2 separate regions of the Homo sapiens genome follow, and region 2 is linked to region 1. A link is a loop called in an ENCODE intact Hi-C map of the cell type or tissue named here. Cell type or tissue: PC-9. All regions are shown on one strand. Each heading gives the region's core, and the rest is flanking DNA. Links, peaks and the distances in the headings are about the cores only.

Region 1 (9,900 bases), core at 574-8,573:
GTTTGTTCTCTAAGAGGCCCCTGCAGGCAGGAGATGTCTTAAATAACCACCCGCAGGCAGAGAGTAAAGGACTCAGTGAAGAAAGAAACTGGAGCTCAGTCCTTTGAGGGCAGAAACGCATCCCCCACACCCGTCGTGAGCTGAGCACGGCCACGCCTGGGCTTTGTGGGAGCCTGGCCAGGCCCAGCTCCTGCCCTTTGCTGAACAGGGAGTAAGGAGAAGTTAGATAGCTGCAGGGACGTCCTTGGCCTGACTGGTCTAGCCACCTCACTAGCACGTGGGGCAGATGAAGCTCAGGGAAGCCAAGGGACTTTTCCCGGATCCCCAGGGAATAGGACCTGAGGTCCCAGCTCCTGACTCCCAAGTCAGTGCTCTCTCTATGGCCCAAGGTTGCTCAGTACCTGCCAGGCCTGCGCAGAGCACTTTAGAATCATTAGCCCAATTAACCCTGACTGCCACAAACACATGAGGTTGGGATTGTACCCATTCTACAGATGAGAAACTGAGGCTCAGAGAGGCAGGTAGGAGGAGGAATGAGACCCAAACCTAGCACTGTGATTTCAAGGAGCCCTTAACTTCTATATGCTCATCAGATAAATATTCTACCCTGTGACAATTAGTATTTTCTCAGATTCAAAAAAAAGCAAAAGAAATGTTAATTCTTGGGGACATGGTTCTCTAATTAGACATTCAAAGAAATTCCCAGAACTTTGTGGGTTAGCAGTGATGTTAAGTTACTATTGGCTTCTGCCCCTCCTACCCGGCCCTGCCCTAAGCATTTTTCTGGTGTTTAGTTGTTGAAACATCATCACAAATTTGTATGATATGTTTTGATGTGACATCATTGCCCCTGTGTTAAGGGTGTGGAAACTAGGCAGGGAGAGCAGAAATTGCTTGCTCTAAAACCTGAACCCATGATTCCATTTCCTTGGATATATGCCTGGGTTGGGGATTTGGAAACCTGTGGGAGGCTGTGTTATTGAGGGTCATTGTTCTCATTCTCCATCTTCCTTCCCTGGATCCGTGTCCTCTGTCCGTGACTCTGTAGTTTGTGCATCTAGAGGCAGAGTCTGTTTCCTTGTCCTGTTGATGTTGGCTTTGGTTGTGTGACTTGCATTGGCCAATGGGACGTCAGCAGGTGTGACGTGGGCAAAGAGGTGGCATGTGCTAGCACAGCTGGTCTTGCCTGCTTGTTCTCCTGCCTTCCATCATGAGATAAATAGGCCTCTGGTTGTCCCTGTCCAAGGAAGATAGGAGACCCTCAGTACAGCAGACCTGGACCCAACTTTCAGCTTGCAGCCAAGAAAAGCCAGTCCTGGCTCAGATGTGATGAACCCCATCAGACCTGTGGACATGAGAATGAGAAATAAGTACTATCGTTTGTAACTGAGTTTGGGGGTGGTTTGTTACACAGTGTGACTGTGAGAGTAGCTGACTGATACAAAACTAGAGACCCAACATGCTGCAGCACTCACTAGCACCCGAATGCACCTGCCGTCAGGGCCATCTTCTCCGGACACACCATGCTTTCCATTGCCCCCAGGGCATCTTCATGTCAGATGATGGGTCCTTGCCCACCGCATCATGTTGGCCCCTGTTTCCAAGGGGCAGGACAAGCTCTTCTGGTCTAGTTCAGTGGAGCACTAACTCTGTGCATCAGGGGAGCTTTTGCTTGTTTGTTTTGTTTTGCTCTAATCAGACGTGCAAGGACCTATTGAGTTCTTCTAATGCAGAGAAAGCCTGTTTGGCTATCATTATGTCAGTTTCTTTTTGACTTTTGCAAACTTTCTTTCACTAAACATTCGTCAAACCTACAGCTGGCCTTTCTATGGTGACAACAAAATAACAGGAGTGTTTGTGTCCTCTTTGGATCACGCTGACATTTCTATCCACCCTGACATCTTTGCTGGAGAGAATCCAACTGTGCCCCCTCCTGACAACTGTTCCTGTTGGGAAGTTTCTTACTAAATAACCATCAGCATCATTATCATTGTGCGTCTTTTGGACAGGAAGAAGGGAGGGCAAAGTTCTGTCCCAGCCTATTAGGAGTCAAGAGGGAAGCAGACGGGAGCGGCTGACCTCTGACGGCTTCCCCAGGGGGCTCTGGCTGGGCTGCTCAGCTGTGTTGTCTCACAGCATATGCTTCACAGCTCCCTAGGACCTCAGTATCATTCTTACCATAGGACAGAAGAGGACAGCAAAGCTCAGAGAGGCTGTGTCACTAGCTTTAAGATTTAGTTTCAACCTTAGAGTTAGGCTTTCCCTCTTCCTGATTATAAACTGAAATTATAATAACAGCGAGTCAAGGCTTTCTAAACTAAGCATATTCACAGGAATATTGATTATAATAACCAAAAGCAAAACAAGAAAAAAAATAAAAATTGTATTGTCCAGAAATAGAAGATTGGTGAAGGCAGTTATCGTATATCTATATGAAATACATTGTAACTAATGAAATTTATGTTTTTGAAGGCTGCTTGATGGCCTGAAGAAATGAACATGGTATAATGTGAAGAAAACTCAAGGCAGAATCTGATGAGTAAATTAACAAAACTTCCAAACTAACTAAATTAAACATTTAGAATAAATCCTAATTTTATAAACCAAGTAGATTTTATATGTGCATTAAAAACACTGGAGTTAGATTTTATTTTTTCTCTATTTCTAGGAATATTTTATAAACTTTTCAATTACTTTTTAAAATCAGAAAATAAGTGAACATTCTTAAGAGTAAAAATATAATAAAAGCATAGAGCAGCCTTGAGGTGTGACGGGTAACTGTCTTATCATCTGGGACATTTTTTCATTTCACAAATGCTCCCTTCTTCTTTGGGATGCCTCAGGGCAGGGACCCTGTCTCCTCTCTGTCTTGGTGGCACCAGGAACAAACATGGCCCAATAAATAATTGATAACAACAATTGATAGCGCCTTGAAAGGAGTCCGTTCACTTCAGGTGGCTCACTAACTCCTCAAGGCTTTCTCTTAAGTGCATTTCATTTGTTTGATTTTTTTTTTCAACTTAAATGGATGAAAATTAAAGCCAGGAGAGAGCTGTTGGCTCGCGGACAGCCAGAAAGAGAAAAATAAATGAGTGCAGTCCCTGAAGGGCCACAGGGTGGGGGCTGGACCTGAGCACCTGCCGTGTCTGAAAGTCCATTTTTTGCCCAGTTGTTCTCTAAGGCACTATGATCTAAAAGTCAAAAAAGAAAATGGATGATGTATGGAACAACATTCAACATTGTTACTACAACATAAGAAAGTTGGATTTAGAGATCAGAGAGAACGGTCCCTGCATCAGAGTCACTTGCTAACAGGTGTGTACTGAGTACCCACCCCTGCCAGGCACTGCTCTGGGTGCTGGGACAGGGCAGGGAACAAAACAACGCCCCCTGCCCACCACCCACTGCGAGGTTACTTTCGAGTCTGGAGGACAAGCAGTAGCCATTGAACCGGCAACTGCATGATGTGCGGGAGGTGGGGGCTGTTCTAAAGGACGATAGAGGTGAAGGGCAAGGCCGTGTCAGGGGTCAGGAGGCCTCTCTGAGGAGGTGGGCGAGCCCTGGGAAGAGCATCCCAAGCAGAGGCACAGCAGGTGCACAGGCCCCGGGGCAGGAGAGACCTTGGTGATCCTGGGTGAGGAACAGCAGGGGGGCGGGTGTGGCTGGAGCCATGTGACCCAGGGGGAGGTGAGAGGAGATGAGGTCACAAGAGAGGGCGTGGAGTGAAGCGGTGAGGGGTGACCTGTGGCCTGTGGTCACTGTCTCCAGGTGAGCAGGTCCCAGTGGAGAGCCAGGGCTCTCAGGGGTCGTTCTAGGGGGAGGAGCATCAGCACCCCGGGGCCCTGCTGGGAAAGCCAGCTTTCAGGCTCTGCTGAGACCTCCTGAATTGGAACCTTAGGGTGGGCCTCGCCATCGGAGTTTTAACAAGGCCTCCAGAAGATTCTGACACTCACCAGAGTCTGAGAGACACAGCAGAGCTAGAACCCGGGCTCCAGTTTTCACCCAGGAGACAGGAGGATTCTGGCTGGAAGGGCAGGAGGGACTGGGGTCCCCCCCAGAAGGAGCGCCCCAGGACGATGCCACACAAGGTGGACATTCGCTCCTCCTGGGAATGTTCTCTAAGGGTTGCTTGGACAGGAAAGTGGCTCTCTGAGCTGCCTGGCATTGGAGATGCTGGGGTGAGTGCCCCAGGAGCAGGCCTGCACTGGTGACTGACAGGCAGGAAATAAACACCCCAGCTTCCCCTGTGTCTGGGTGACTCTGAGGGGCGTCCCGTACACAGATCCCAGGCTGCTCAGCAGGATCGAGTTGGGAAGGGGGTTCCAGGACAGGAAGCAGCATGACTAGAGGTGGAAGAACCTTGGCATATGCAGGGCACTGTGTGTAATTCCATCGGGCTGCAGTGTAAGCTTGCAGAGAGGAGGAGGGAGAGTGGAGTGAGATGGAAAGTGACTGATGAAATGTATGTCTCCCCAGGAACGTCGGTCACGGATAAGCCCCCAGTGAAGGGACTTAGGAAGCCTCTCCCCCTTCGTGTTCTTTCCCCAGAGAGTCTTCAGAGACTGGAAATGCTTGCCAGGGAGGAAGAACCACTTTCTGTCCTCCATCCTCAGGAGCACAGAAGGGTGAAGCTGAGCCCACATAGAGAAGCATCTCATGCTGTCTGCAGCGGCTGCAGCGCTCTCCTGGGGCAGGAGATGCTCAAAGGTCAACATGACTTTGAAAAGGGGCTGGGAGAAAAGCCCCCAGTGCTGGCTCTGGACTCACTATCCCAGGGCTCTTAAAGGGCTAAACATGACTAGATTGTAGTGAGCCTTTCCTAACATGCAAAGAAGCATCCAGGGATAATGTCTAAATACAGATGTGCTATTTCTCTCCTCCTTCTTTTTCAACTTTTCCGTCACCCTCAGTGTCCTCACAGCAGCTTCCCCTTGTCCTGTGACAAACCTGGAGCAAGGTGCTTTGGGTGGGAGGCAGAGTAACATGGGAGACCCTGAGTTCTGCATGTCTCTGCCTGTATTTCCCTCCTTCCTTCTAGTTCATGGAGGTAAACAGGTGTGGCGACTCCTCCTGGCAGGGACTTTCACAGGACAGAGGCAGAAGCTACTTGAGAAAGATTTAGCTCATCAGAGCGAGGGGCGGGGTGGAGAGGGAAAGAGATGGAGGAGAAGATTACTGAAGAATGGAAAGGTGCAATGTCCCCCAGGTCCTAGGGATGTGCTGGAATGCAGAGGGTGGCTGTGAGGTCCCACACCTGTAAGCGGGAGTCACTGGATTCCACAGGTGGCTGACCTGCTGACCAGAGATGTGAGCCCAGTTTCCTCTTCTGTAAAATCAGGCGTAGCCCGGTGGCTTTCAACCCTGGCTGTATGTTAGTGACACCTGGGAAGTTTTAAAGATTTCTGACGCCCACATCGGACTCCAGATCTATCAGATCAGAACATCTGGGTTTAGTATCTTTAGTGTCCCTCAGGTGACTCAAATATGCAGCCAAGATGGAGAGCACTAACCTAAGCTAAGTCCTGTTTATGAGAATTTAGAGACCAAGAAACACTTAGAGCAGGTAGGATCCTAAGAAATCACCTGATGCAACTCCTACCATTCGCAGGGGAAGAAACTGGTTTTCAGAGAGGCCAAATCATTCACCCAAGGACACAGAGCATGCTAGTGGCAGAGCCATTTCCAATATTCCCTCTGCCTCTTGACCTCCCTAGAAGACCCACTTGAAGCTCTCAACTTCACAGTAGAGCTGGGTCTGAGAGGCCCACATGGGATCCCTGATTCCAGGAAGGAAGCCCAGGCCTCCTGGCAGCTCAGTGAGTCACACTGCAGCAGTGGCCCTGAGGCCCCTCCTTGAAGAAAAATTCCAGGAGGCTTGAAATGCTCTCCAAGATATAGAAAAGGAAGATGTGCCTGGAAACTGGAGAAGATTGCACAGTGGATATAAATATTTGGGTTTTGTGGCTTCTTTTCCCCGCAAAAAATAAACATGGCAGAATTGCTTCTCACTGAAAGGGCGTCTGGGTTTCATAAACAGACCATAAAGAGGCACCTGGAGACCCAGAACATCCCCAAATCAGCATCTGTCCCTGCCTTCTGGCTGTACCTCCATCCTCCTCGGTCTCTCTCTCTCACCCAGGCTCACAATACAAGGAAGCACTCTTGCCTTTTGGAAAAAGGACGGCCTTCTCCCCACCACTTGTCTCTTGGCTCCTCCCACAGGTGGAGGGTGAATCTGATTGGTGGGAAGATAAGACTCTGGGCTCCTCCAGTGGGCGGGGCTAATATGCAAATGGTCAAAAGAGTTAGGATGCTTTTGGCGGCAACTAACAGAAAATGCAGCTAAAAGTGGCTTATTTTCTTGCTACGTAAAATGGGTTCCATGAACCAGCAATATCAGTTCATTAGAAATGCAGAATCTCAGGTAATACCCAACACTTACTGAATCAGAATCTGCTTTTCTCTTTTTAACAAGATGACCCAGGTGATTCATATGCATATTAAATTTTTTAATTACTTAGAGTCAAGTTTATTTTGCTTAAGCTTTCTACCTGGCTGAATATCTAATTACATATTAATTCCAAATCTTCCCCAACGCCCCTGCTACGTTTTCCTGTTTGAAAAAAAAATCACAATACCAGAAGGAATTGATTTCTGATATGTAATATACATTATTTAACCGCCTTCGTGCAGTTCAGGAAATGGGTTCCCCACATTAATTCATGGAGCCACAAAAAATTTAGTGAAATTTGGCTAAATAATTTTAGATTCACACGTGATTGTAAGAAATAGGAAAAATCTCACATGCACTTCACTCATTTCCCCCCAATAATACCATCTTCCTAATTATAGTAAAGTTTCACAACCAAAATATTGACTCTGATACAATCCATCTATCTGACCCGGGTTTCACCAGTTTTATATGCACTAATTAGTGTGTATTTAGTTCTTTGAAAGTTTATTACATGTTTAGATTCATGTGACCACCACCATTAAGATTGAAAACAGTTCCTTCCTAAGCATTCCTCACGCTGTCCTTTTATAGCTTGTTCCATGAAGAGCAGGTCTATGTAAACCTTTCCCCAAAGGCCCAGCAAGCTGAGAGGCTGAAGAAAGAAGCTGACAAATCCAGCTTCTATGAAAGAAACATTTAGTAGGGACCTACTAAAGCGATATTTCAGGTGGCTGCCAGACTGTGGATCCCTACACCCACTCTCCAGAAAATATCCTTTAGATAGGAAGCTTCTGTTTTTGTAAAATACGTGCAACTACTCACACCTCAGATTGTGACACTTGTGACCGCTAAGGAGGTTAGATAAACATATTTATGAGGGGTTATCTATGCTATAGGCATTGTTTCTTTTTCTTTTTATTATACTTTAAGTTCTAGGTTCATGTGCACAACGTGCAGGTTTGTTACATATGTATACATGTGCCATGTTGGTGGGCTGCACCTGTTAACTCATCATTTACATTAGGTATATCTCCCAATGCTATCCCTCCCCCCTCCCCCCACCCCATGACAGGCCCCGGTGTGTGATGTTCCCCACCCTGTGTCCAAGTGTTCTCATTGTTCAATTCCCTTTATGAGAGGTTATCTACACTATGAGAGCACCTTAGTATGCAAGAGTCAAACACTGGTCATCATGGCGGTTTTGCTTCAAGATGGTGTCACTCTTGCCACACAAAAGGTTGTTTTCCTACATAGCTATACTCTTCTCCTTCCTTCCTCTACTCCTAATGCTTGGAAACCACTATTCCGCTCTCCATTTTGATAATTTTGTCATTTAAAGAATGCTGTAGTGGCTGGGTGCGGTGGCTCACGCCTGTAATCCCAGCACTTTGGGAGGCCGAGGTGGGCGGATCGCTTGAGGTCAGGAGTTCAAGACCAGCCTGGCCAACATGGCGAAACCCCGTCTCTACTAAAAATACAAATATTAGCCAGGTGTGATGGCGGGTGCCTGTGATCCCAGCTACTTGGGAGGCTGAGGCAGGAGAATCGCCTTAACCCGGGAGGTGGAGGTTGCAGTGAGCCGAGATTGCACCACTGTACTCCAACCTGGGCTATAGAGCAAGTCTCGGCCTCAAAAAAAAAAAAAAAAAATCTAAGTGAGGTCATATAGTGCATAACCTTTTGAGATTGGTTTTTTTCACTGAGCTTAATTCCCAGGCGATTCATCCATGCCATCACAGGTATTAATAGCTTGGTCCCTTTCATGGCTGAATAGTATTTCATAGTAGAGATGCACCAGTTTGTTTAACTCATTCATCGAAGGACATTTGGGTTGTTTTCCAGTTTTTCACTATTATCAGCAAAGTTGCTATGATTATTCGTATATAAATTTTTATCTGAATACAAGTTTTCATTTCTCTGGGACAAATGCCCAAGAGTGCAAATGCCGGGTTATGTGGTAAGCGCATGTCTAATTTTTGGAAGAAACTGCTGAACTGTTTTCCAGAGCATCTGTGTATCAGCAATGTATTGTATGAGCAATCCAATTTTTCTATACCCTTGTCATCATTTACTGTTACCACTATTTTTTATTTTAGCCACTTTCATGTGGGTATTTAGTGATTTTAATTTGCATTTTCCTTATGGATAATGATGTTGAACATCTTTTTGTGTACTTACTTGCCATTCATATATCACCACTGGTGAAATAGCTGTTCATGTCTTTTGCTCATTTCCTAAATGGATTTTTTTTTTTACTGTTGAGTTTTAATAATTCTTTATATTATTCTAGGTATTAAATCCTTTGTAGCATAAGTGGTTTGAAAATATTTTCTCCTAGTACATAGCTTGTCTTTTCATCCTCTTCACAAGGCCTTTCGCAGAGCAAAAGTTTCAAATTTTATTGAGGTCCAGTTGATCAATTTTTCCTTTTGCGCATTGTGTTTTCTGTGTCAAGTCTAAGAACTCTTCTTCTAGCCCTGGGTCCTGAAGATTTTCTCCTAAGTATTTTTTTAAAAAGTTTTATAGTTTTACGTGTTACATTATGAGTCCAAAATCCATTTTTGAGTTAATTTTTGTATCATGTGTGACAGGGTGTGATTAATTTTTTGTCTATGTATGCCCAATTTTTTTTCTGACACTATTTGTTGAAAAGGCTATTGAATATTAAAGTTCTAGAAGCACAGGCTTAAATTACAAAGGCATTTTTTTTTTTACTCACTTAACAAGACGTCCAGAAAAGGCAACTCCAATTTGGCTTACTCTGTAGCTCTAGGAAGTCTCTGTCTGCATCTCTGGGATTCTCTGGTCTTCGCCTTGGGGTTTCCGGTGGTTGTTGTGGCTCCAGCATCACCAGCCTGTGTCCAGAACAGAGGAAGGGAAGGAGAGCTGGGAGATTTTTCTCCTGTGTGGCTTGGGAAGGCTTTCCCGGAAGCCTCTAGTAGATGTCTCTTAGGTCCCATTAGCTATTAATAGAACTGGATGACAGGCCTACTCGCAAACCAATCACAAGCAAAGGGGAGAGGATTACTGTGATTGGCTTTGAACCACTGACCAATCACTTTGCTCTGCTTAGGGCTGAGGCAGGGCCACCTTCCTTCAGCACATTGTTTTCTACTGGAGGGGTGAACAAAAGTGTGGCTCTGTTACCAAGGAAGAAAGGAAAGTGGTTGCTCAGTGTCTGCTGTGAACCTGGCTGTCCCTATGTGTCCTCTCTCCTCTGTGTATGTGTGTGTGTGTGTGTGTGTGTGTGTGTCTTGCAAACATCAGTGCACAACACACCACAGTCCCATAATTCAGTGGAGTGTGTATCTGCTCGGCAGACTCCACTGTCCCCACAGTCAGGGTCCAGGCACTAGAAGGTATGTGGCAGGAAGGTAGAGGAAGACCCAAGCCACAGACCCCCATCCAACTTCGAGTGCAAGCAATGGAAACCGACTCTGGATTCC
Region 2 (9,900 bases), core at 1,297-9,296, 69 kb after region 1:
TTTCCTCATGTTAAATAAGTCTAGAGGCAGGTAGTCCAGGGATGGAATGGTAGCTCCATGATAACATCTGGGACCCATGCCCTTTCTGGATTTCCATGACCCTATCTTTGTTGTGAGCCCTGTCTTCATGCTCTCAAAACGGCTGCCACAGTTCCAGCCAACATGACAGACAATAGTAACAGACACCTGCCTGCTGAGTCAGCTCCTTTTAAAGCGTTTTCCCGGAAGTCCTGCCCAGTAGCTTATGTTGAGTAATCATTTGCTGGGTCTGTGTCATGTGAACATTTGATTCAAGAGAGCCTGGGAAATTTTGTTTAGCTGGGAATACAATCTCTTCAATTAACATCAGGGTTCAGTTAATAAGGAAGAAGGAAGGGAAATCTGGAGCCTCTGATGCACCCGAGTGTCTCTTTTCATAGAGTTTGCTCTAAGACCTGGCAGTGCTTTTGACTTCTCCCTTTCCTCTTTGCCAGTGCTTCCTCTGTCTTCTTTGTTAAAAAAAAAATTATCGTTCAACCTCCATCAAAGACAAAAAGCAGCATGATATTGTTTGGCTCTGTCTCCACCCATATGTCATCTGCATTTGTAAACTCCCTGTGTCAATGGAGGGAGGTGATTGGATCATGGGGATGGTTCCCCATGCCGTTCTCTTGATAGTGAGGGAGTTCTCTTGAGATCTGATGGGTTTATAAGACAGTTTTCCATGCTCTTGCTTGCTGTCTCTCGCCTGCCGCCTTGTGAAGAAGGTGCCTGCTTCGCTTTCTGCCATGATTGTAAGTTTCCTGAGGCCTCCCCAGCCATGCAGAACTGTGAGTCAATTAAATCTCCTTTGTGTATAAATTACCCAGTCTTGTGTAGTATCTTTATAGCAGTGTGAAAACAGACTAATACATGGCACAATCTATTTCTTTCTTACTGCACTTCTTCTTCCTCCTATTCCTTAAATGATTAGATCAAATAGGATCTGTGGCTGGGCACACTAGCTCATGCCTGTAGTCCCAGTGCTTTAGGAGGCTGAAGTGGGAGGATCACTGGAGCCCAGGAGTTTGAGACCAGACTGGACAACATAGCAAGACCCCATCTTGAAAAAAGTAAAATGAAATAAGAATTACTAAAAAAAATTAGCCAGGCCTCGTGGTGCATGCCTATAGTCCCAGCTATTCAGGAGGCTAATGTAGGAGGATCCCTTGAACCTGGGAGGTCAAGGTTGCAGTGAGCCATAATCATCCACTACACTCCAGTCTGGGTGACAGGGCAAGACCTGTATCTAATAATAATAATAATAATTAATATTATTATTATATTTAAATAAAAAATAAGTAAATAGGATCTGGGTTATGGAGACCCCATAGTCTCCTCTCTAAGAGAGAGCCGAACAATAATAAATATTGCAGAAGGATTTGAAACTTCAGAGCTCCCGAAAAAAGATGAGCCTCATAAATCAAGCACCTTCCTTTTTCAAAAATTGCATTTACATATTTTCTGAAATGTGACTTTTTTACATATGTATTTAATTATATAAATAAACATTTTTAGTCACCTGGATTGAACCAAACATTCTAATGAACTATGCTAATTGGCTGGAATGCCAACAAAATCAAAATTAATGTTAAATTTTACTTTTAAAAAAAACCTCAGGGAATCAGCTTGCTCAAGGATGGAATATGTATATTTTCTTTAAAGCTTCAACTTTAATAAAGTAGGATCATCCAAAGAGCTTCTGATCCAGGAGATCAATTTTAGAGCCCAAAGCCAAATTTAATCCACATAAGATTTTTAAAAATAATTTTATTTGTAAAATGATCCTATGGTAAAATGGACCTCTTGTGGGCATATAGGCCTATAGATTATAACACATGTGTTGATTGGCCTCTCCGCCACCAAAATCACGATGCAAAACAGCTGCATTACCCTCACAATTTCTTCATGTGGCCCCTTGGTAGGCAATCTTCTCTCCCCAGCTGTTGGCAACCACTAATCTGATCCCTAATCCCTATAGTTTTCATTTCGAAAATGTCATTATAAATGGAGTCATAAGTCTGTGACTTGTTAAACTTGATTTTCTTTCTTTTTTACAAACATTATTTATTATTTATTAGTTTTATTTTCTAGCTTTTCTTGCTTAGCATAATGTCTGTGAGATTCATTCAGGTCATGGTGTGTATCTTAGTGTGTTTATTTTTGTTGTTGAATAATAGCTCATAATATAGATACACCACAGTTCTGTTTGTTTTTTTATTCATTCACTAATTGATGGAGGTTTGGGCTGTTTCCACTTCTTGGCTATTATGAATAATGCTGCTGTAACATTCATAGACACATATTTATTTGGACATATGTTTTTATTTCTCTTGGCTTGAAATGGCAGGATAGGGGGTGGTCTCCTGGAAAATATATGGGGAATATTTTGTTACTAAAAATAATGTTTGTGTGTGTGTGTGTGTGTATGTGGGCCAAAATCAACACTTGTCTACTACACTGAGCCAAGTTTTTTTTTTAAATAAAATGAAATTGATTTTGGTGTTTTATACTTGCAGTTTGCCAACCTTTTTACATATCTTCACAGCTCATTACTTTTTTTGAGACAGGGTCTTGCTCTGTCGCCCAGGCTGTAGTGCAGTGGTGCAATCAGGGCTCACTGCAGATTCAACCTCTTGGGCTCAGGTAATTCTCCTGCCTCAGCCTCCTGAGTAGTTGGAACTACAGGCAGGCACTACCACGCCCAGCTAATTTTTGTATTATTTTGTAGAGATGAGGTTTTGCCATGTTATCCAGGCTGGACTTGAACTCCTGGGCTCAAGTGGTCAATCCACCTTGACCTCTCCAAAATGCTGGGATTACAGGTGTGAGCCACCACACCCAGCCCACATCTCATCCTTTATAGGAATAAAAGCAGCTGGAGCCTTTTGATTTCGGTAGCTGTGGGTGCAACATGTTGTCCAGCCTCTTGTTACAACATACTTTTCTCCTCTCACTTCTTAATAGATTTAAGATACTCACAATGGAGGTGACAATAATTATTGAGCTCAGGTAATCCCAAATAGCATCACCACCCAAGTCCCACAGGTTCACTCCCACCTGTCACCAGACTACAGTTGACCCTTGAACAATGTGGGCATTAGGGGCATGGATGACCCCCACACAGTCAATCTGTGTAGAACTCTGACTTCCCCCAGACTAAACTATTAATAGCCTCCTGCTGACCAGAAGCTTGACTGATGACATGTACAATTGATTAACACATATTTTGTATGTTATATGTATTATATACTATATTCTTACAATAAAGTAAGCTGGAGAAAAAATGTTATGAAGAAAATCATAAGAAAGAGAAAATATATTTACTATTCATTAAGTGGAGGTGGATCATTATGAAGGTCTCCATCCTTGTCATCTTCATGTTGAGTAGGCTGAGGAACAGGAGGAAGAGGTGGAGCTGTTTCAGGGGTGGCAGAAGTGGAAGAACTGTGTATAATTGGAGCCATGCAGTTAAAATCTGTGTTGTTTAAGGATCAACTTTATTTCTGTTTCTGAGTTGAATCTCCTTTGACATAACCATTAAAGCGTTTTTCTCCAATGTCTGCACTTTTAAATTCTCCTTTCTTTTTCATCAGATTCAGTATTGGAGCAGCAATTCCTGATGTGCTGAAGTCAACAGCTATCTCATCTAACAATTCTGTTTCTTTTGCCTGGAGGAAGTTGAGAACTGATAATCTTTGGGATGTAGGTTTAGAAGAAGTCATGAGCCTCTAATGTGTCCAGATATGGGATATTGTGGTGGAAGATGTTGAGCATATCAATCAGGATGGACAAGGTTAGGTTGCAGTAACAAATAAGACCCAAATCTCTAGGGCCAAACACAACAAATGTTTTAAAACCCACTTACACTTTATATCCAATGTGGGTTCTTTGTGGAGGGCTCCCTTCATCATAGTCATTCCGTGATCCAGTCTGCTGGAGGCTGTACCGTCTCAATGCATGCTCCCAAGACTACCACAGCATAAAAACAGCATAGCCAATCACACTGCAGTTCTTAAATGCTTCTCCTTAGAACTAGCACCTGTTAGCAGCTCAGTGGAACTTCCTGGTTGGATGTGCCAGGCAGGTGAGTGCCCTGGTTCCATGGAGAGGGCACAGAAGCTTCATGTTGTAGACCCTCTGAGACCTTGTGCTGTAAGTCTCTTCATTTGGCTGGTCCTGATCTGTATCCTGAATGATAAAATTGTAATCATAAGGAAATAGCACCTGTTGCTTTCTCTCAGATTTCAATGGCTGAGAGAGGTCACATGCCTATTCATGACTTTAAGGGGTTAGAGGAGGGTATGTGTCCTGTGGGCCTGGAAGAAGTAGGAGGCTAGGGTTATTTGTGAGTTCTAGCAATGTCTACCAAGAAGGAGAATGGGATGTGGACAGGCAAGAATTGACTTCAAAAACAACTTGACTCATGTCATGGTTCTCTCTCTGACTCTTTGAATCTCAGCACATTATTAGTTTCCATGTTAATGGATTGAGGTTGGGCTTTTTTTGTTTTCTGCAATGTCTCTTTATAATCTTATTTTTGCCTTACAAAGGCATTAGCATACATTTTCTGGGCTCCCAGCCAGATGAATCATTTTCTTTTCTGTTTCCCCATCTCCATAGTGCCCTGGTCTTTGCCAGAACCAAACAGTGGTCACAGCTAGGACCTGCACCGGGGGTCCTGAATCCACCTTGCCCGGTGCCCAGATGCCCCTCCTGCTCTCTGGATGGAGCCCACCCTCAACAAGCACTCCGGCAGGACCAGGTTCCATGAAGACAATGCCACTTGGAATCTGATAAGTAATATTTGGTACCAAGCCCAGATCAGCTTTTCATCACCCTAGACAAGAGATGTGTTTGGGACTCTTCAGTCTCCCCTGAAGCCCTCAGGCAGGTCTCTGTCATGCTGGGTGGGATTATGGTAACACTCTACCAGCAGCTCCCCACCTGCACCTCAGGCCAGGTTGGAGAGGGTGAAAAAGCAACATAAAAATGTCAGGTTCCTATTGGGGATTAGGAGACAGTCAACTCTAGCCAAGTTTTATTTTTCCATTCTAAAGGAAGAAGAAGAAAAAAACACAACCTAAATTATCCCATTTTCCTTAACACACCATAGATGCGTGAATTAGAAGAAAAAATTTGTTAAACACCCAAACAAAAAGAAACAATCTGGCCACCAGCCAGGATTACTTTGCCTGGAGCGTTTTCCATGACTCTAAGGCCAGCACACAAAAGGGTTTCTAAGATCCATTTCTGGTGAGAATAAAAGCTGAATCTGAAAAACAGATGCCCCCTGAAAGTAAGAAACAGAAGAAAATGCAATCTGTCAACTAGCCACAATTTATTCTATCAACTATCAAAAATTTAGTCTGACATATTTGCTGGGTAAAATAACCATGTTGACTGATTGTTCTCCTGAAAAAGACAGTTTGAATTCACCCAACTCCAGCTGAGACTCAAATAGTCATTTTCAACTATTTCCAAATATTAATATTTTCTGCAAAGAGAACCTTTTATAAAATCTCAATTTGTAAAACTGGCTAGAAACCCAGTTGCTCTGGTTGAAACTGGGGGTGGGTGCTCCATGTGATACATTAAATATATTACACCCCCTGAAACCCTCCCCTCAATCCAGGAGCCTCTCTCTCTCTCTCTCTCCTGCTCTCTCTCTGTCACTCAGGCCGGAGTGCAGTGGAGCGATCACAGCTCACTGCACCCTCAACCTCCAGGGCTCAGGTGATCCTCCCACCTCAGTCTCCTGAGTAGCTGGGACCACAGGTACACGCCACCATGTCTGGCTAATTTTTTGATTTCTTGTAAAGACAGTCTCACTATGTTGCCCAGGCTGGTCTCCAACTCCTGGAGTTAAGCAATCCTCCCACCTCAGCTTCCCAAAGTGCTAAGATTGCAGGTGTGAGCCACCACACCGGCCTGAACAAAATTCACATATTTTAAGAATCTTTGATGTAGACGGGGGACAGTTCTGCTAATTTAAAAACATCTAGAGTTTTGCATTGTCACAATAACTCATGGTGGGTGTCATTTCTAGAATTTAGTGTAAGGGTTCAGGGATGGTAATGTATGACACACAATCCTGTCCAAATGGCCAAGTAGCCCCCAGGAGAAAAAAACAAAATAAAACTGGACAGAAGGCTTTAGCTGTCTTTACGAGGCGGGAGCTAAGGGTCACCCCCAATGTGGCCCGCTACAGCCCCAGCCCCCTATCTCTGTCTTGCATGGTGCTTGCTTCTCTTCCTCTAGAGCCCAAATATACCAAATGCTTCTTGCTCAGCCTCCTTTGCATCCAGAAGCAGCCATGGGACCCAAACCTGACCAATGCAACGAGAGAGTCAATATTCTGAGGTGGGAAGAGTTCAAGGAAAAATTTTGTTTCGTAATGCAACGGAGGCACAAGAAGAAACTCTCCTTCCTGCCTTTGAAAATAATTGGTTGAGAACAACATGCTGGAACCGAAGCAGCCTTTCTGTGAGCATGAGGAGCCATGCTTAAGAACAAGTCAATCTGCTAAGGAAGGCAGAGCAGAGAGACAGATATGGTTGAGCTGCATTCTTCATCCCCTCTGTTATAGGGGACAATCTATATGATTCTTCAAGTCTGTTAATCAAGTCTTTGGTTGCTGACAGCCACACGCATTTTAATAGATATACTTTTCTCACTTCCATTCATCTGGAAGCAGAAAGAACAGCTCTGAGGGAATCTTCTTTGCAGACGCTGACACTTCGATTCTCACTGTGGTTTTTCTTGTTGACTTAGGGCCACATAAATCTTTCCCTCCTTCTTGGTACTTGATCTTCTGCCTCTGCCGCAGGCTTGTTATCTGTTTTCTGTAAGTAACGCAGGAGCTTCTGGTTATAAACGACTTGCTAAACTTGAATTCTTAAGAGTCGTTTATCTGTTAGACCCACCCTAACCCAATCAATACTCAGTGATAGGAGGTGTCATCAATGATTGACTTTAAGATAAAGCAGTTCTTCCCCTGCCCCTGCTAATTTTTGTATTTTTTTGGTAGAGACGGGGTTTTGCCATGTTGGCCAGGCTGGTCTCAAACTCCTGAGCTCAGGTGATCTGCCCGCCTCTGCCTCCCAACGTGCTGGGATTACAGGTGTGAGCCACTGCGCCCGGCTTCGAATCCATTTTCCAAACACATGTAGGTGAGTATGGAAATAGATGAAAGGATATGGGTCACTTTACAAGATAACAGCCTGGAAGAGGTCATTGTGGGTTACATGCATTTGAATTCGCTGCAATATAAGCTAAGAAAACAATAAACTTTTCTCACATAGGAGACTGGGTATTACGAAGAGCTGTTCTTTAGTCCTTGCACCTTTATCACTTTATTTTAGAAACAAAACTCCCATCTTCACCATTTTCATTTGAAAAATCTCCCCTCTATATTTCAATCTATATGAGCTGCAGTCAGAACTCTAGCCCAAGACCCAGAGCTAAACCAGTCAGCATGTAGTTTTTCCAGAGCTAAACCAATCAGCATGTAGCTTTTCCAGAGGTAAGCCCAATCAGCATGTAGCTTTTCCAGAGCTAAGCTAATCAGCATGCAGCTTTTCCAGAGCTAAGCCAATCAGTATGTAGCTTTTCTAGAGCTAAGCTAATCACCACGTGGTGTGCTCTGGCAACAGCAATTTATCAGGGGTGAGTGAGCACATGACCTAATGGTGACCCAATCAGAATGAGTCTCCGGACTTCCCTGGAAACTTGTGGCCCTTTTCTGCAGGATTGAAACTTGGATGATGAGGCTGTGCCATAACTTGCTACTAGAGCTGCAGAATGAAGCTAACACAGCTGAGGGTAGAGTCAAGGCATCAGGGAAACTGAGTCAAGTTGAATTGAGTCCAGAATCTACTGTCCCTGAAACCAGTACAATACTTAGATATTTTGTTATTTTGTTTTGGGAGAAAACAAATTCCCTTCTTACTGAAACAAGTCTGGTCTGCATTTTCTGTTGCTGGCTACCGAAGGAAGGGGTCCTAACTAATATCCTGGGGTAGAACAGTGCCCAGTTATAGAGGCCCCAGTTTCCCCATTACTCATGAAGAGACAGTTGCTCTAAGGAGCTTCAGCATCTACTGCCAGCATCACCGTTCTGGTGCTCTGGTTCTGGGCGATTCTTCCATAACTTGTCTGAGCATGTGAACTTTGGAACAGACTGCCTGAGTTCAAGTCTCAGCATCACCACCACTAACTTTATCAAGCCCTCCATGTCTCAGTTGTCTTACTGTAAAATGGAAATGACTTTCATAAACATTAAAATTGCTGTGAAATGTGAATGTGTTAATATGCAGACAGTGATTAGCATAGTGCCTGGCACATAGCAAGCCCATCATCCATGGCTGCCCTCATTGTTGTTATGTTCTTCTTTATATTGAGGATCCATCCAGAACCTCCCTTCATTCTGCTGGTTGCCTCCATTCTCTTGTGCCTCACTTGGCCAGTTCTCCATCTTAGGAGCTTTGAATTCCTTTCCTCAGTTCAAACGTTCCTGGTTTGTGTCCCAACCCTAATAGGACTTCTCTTTCCAAGGTCACAGGTACCTAATCTGAGATGTCAACCCAGGTAGTAAGTTAGTGGTTTCATCTTTAGACAGGGATAGTGAAACTTTGCTTCTGTGCATCTCATTCTTGTTTATAAATCTCTTTAAAGAATACGAACTTTGTAGTATATTTATTTTTGGCTACCCAGAATCTATTGTACCATCTTTGGGTAACTGAATTCCAGTTTCCCCTGGGTAACCACCCTCCAATGGCTGGACCAACCCTCTGTGTCAGGTGGACTAAAACCATCAGGCTCTTTTTTTCCACAGCTCTGACTGGTCCAGGGATGAGTATGTGACACTTAAGTCCAACGAGATGCAATGAGACTTTTGTTGTGGCTTCTGGGAGTGCCAGAGGCTCTTTTCTACCAGGCTTAGTCAGCCTTGCAGCCACAGCAGGAGATGCTAAGAACCGCCCTGAGAGGGAAAAAGAGGAGCAGAGGGATCAAGAGACACTCATCAGGAACTGCTGACATTTGAGCCTCTGGATCTGGCTGTGCCTGAAACTAACAAGCTACTCCTTCCACATTCTAGTTATCTGATATTATAAATTTATTTCATTTAAAGCTATTTAACTTAGGTTTTGTTGTTGTTGCATGCAACCAAGAGTGCTGACTGATACAATCTTCCAATTATATGCTGTTTTTACTTTAAAAGGGGTGTTTGGTGTCTCAGCCTGAAAGGAGCAGTAATGGTAGGATTGAGGGCACATAGCAATCCAGGAAGAAGGCAATGGTACATAGACCCCTGAAATCATACCAGATGGCCAGTTACTACTCAGTCTCTAGATTCAGCTGGTTCTGCAAGAAGAGTTATCAAGCTATCAGCTTTCTCTTGCAGGCATCCTTCTGTACCTTTAAGACAGAGCATCTAATTAGCTTTGGGTGGTTTCAGTTAGGCGTATAGTGGAGAAATTAAGAAAACATTAAAACCAGGACCATTGGAACATGAGGATGTGCGGCTTAAGATTTACCCAAGAGGGGCTGACCTCAATTAGGACGTTGATGCTGGATTGGGTGCTCTGGTTTTCCTCTACTTTAAAAACTGTTGGATCCCTGATATGCCAAGACCCCAGAGAGATGGAGAAACGTTTACGTGCATGGAGGAAAAAATATCTTTTTAGAGTTACAAAGTGAGAATCACAGTTATTCTACCACTATTAAGCCAGAAAATCATTGTCTAAAATGGATATTTTTTTCTTTTTTAATGTGTAAATGAGCTTCTTGGTTGGTTTAAAGGGGCAAAGATTCCCATCAGCCTTCAGAGCTGGTCACTCATCAGTGGATTGGTAAATGCAGAATGGGGTTCGAGTCTGT

Evidence for each region. Hi-C counts contacts between places; a loop is a spot of excess contacts. Peaks named below come from ENCODE experiments on the same cell type or tissue, not always from the same donor. Only the 100,000 strongest peaks of a DNase experiment are listed, where the experiment ranks them.
Region 2: a loop joins it to region 1, with 3 times the contacts of the local background. A loop is called at or near these places in 2 of 110 quality-filtered maps.

What each region holds. Positions count from the first base shown.
Region 1 is chr20:47,979,434-47,989,333 of GRCh38, forward strand. LINC01522 (long intergenic non-protein coding RNA 1522) reads right to left here. Exons shown (of 3, transcript NR_110027.1): 2 at 9,174-9,309; 3 at 660-1,345. It overlaps LINC01523 (long intergenic non-protein coding RNA 1523), which reads left to right and starts at 3,793. Exons shown (of 2, transcript NR_109942.1): 1 at 3,793-4,088; 2 at 4,549-4,880. It overlaps LOC107985436 (a long non-coding RNA gene), which reads left to right and starts at 7,625. Exons shown (of 4, transcript XR_007067623.1): 1 at 7,625-7,691. RefSeq lists enhancers at 1-742, 3,676-4,175. In PC-9, for the core only: no CTCF peak of the experiment used is centred there; DNase peaks (open chromatin) are centred at 3,658, 5,228, 5,838 and 6,218; H3K4me3 peaks cover 877 bases; H3K27ac peaks cover 5,617 bases.
Region 2 is chr20:48,047,436-48,057,335 of GRCh38, forward strand. All of the region lies in intron 1 of LOC105372639 (a long non-coding RNA gene), which reads left to right. Among named protein-coding and RNA genes, the nearest start is that of LINC01522, 62 kb to the left of the region's middle. In PC-9, for the core only: no CTCF peak of the experiment used is centred there; DNase peaks (open chromatin) are centred at 4,566 and 5,196; H3K27ac peaks cover 2,341 bases.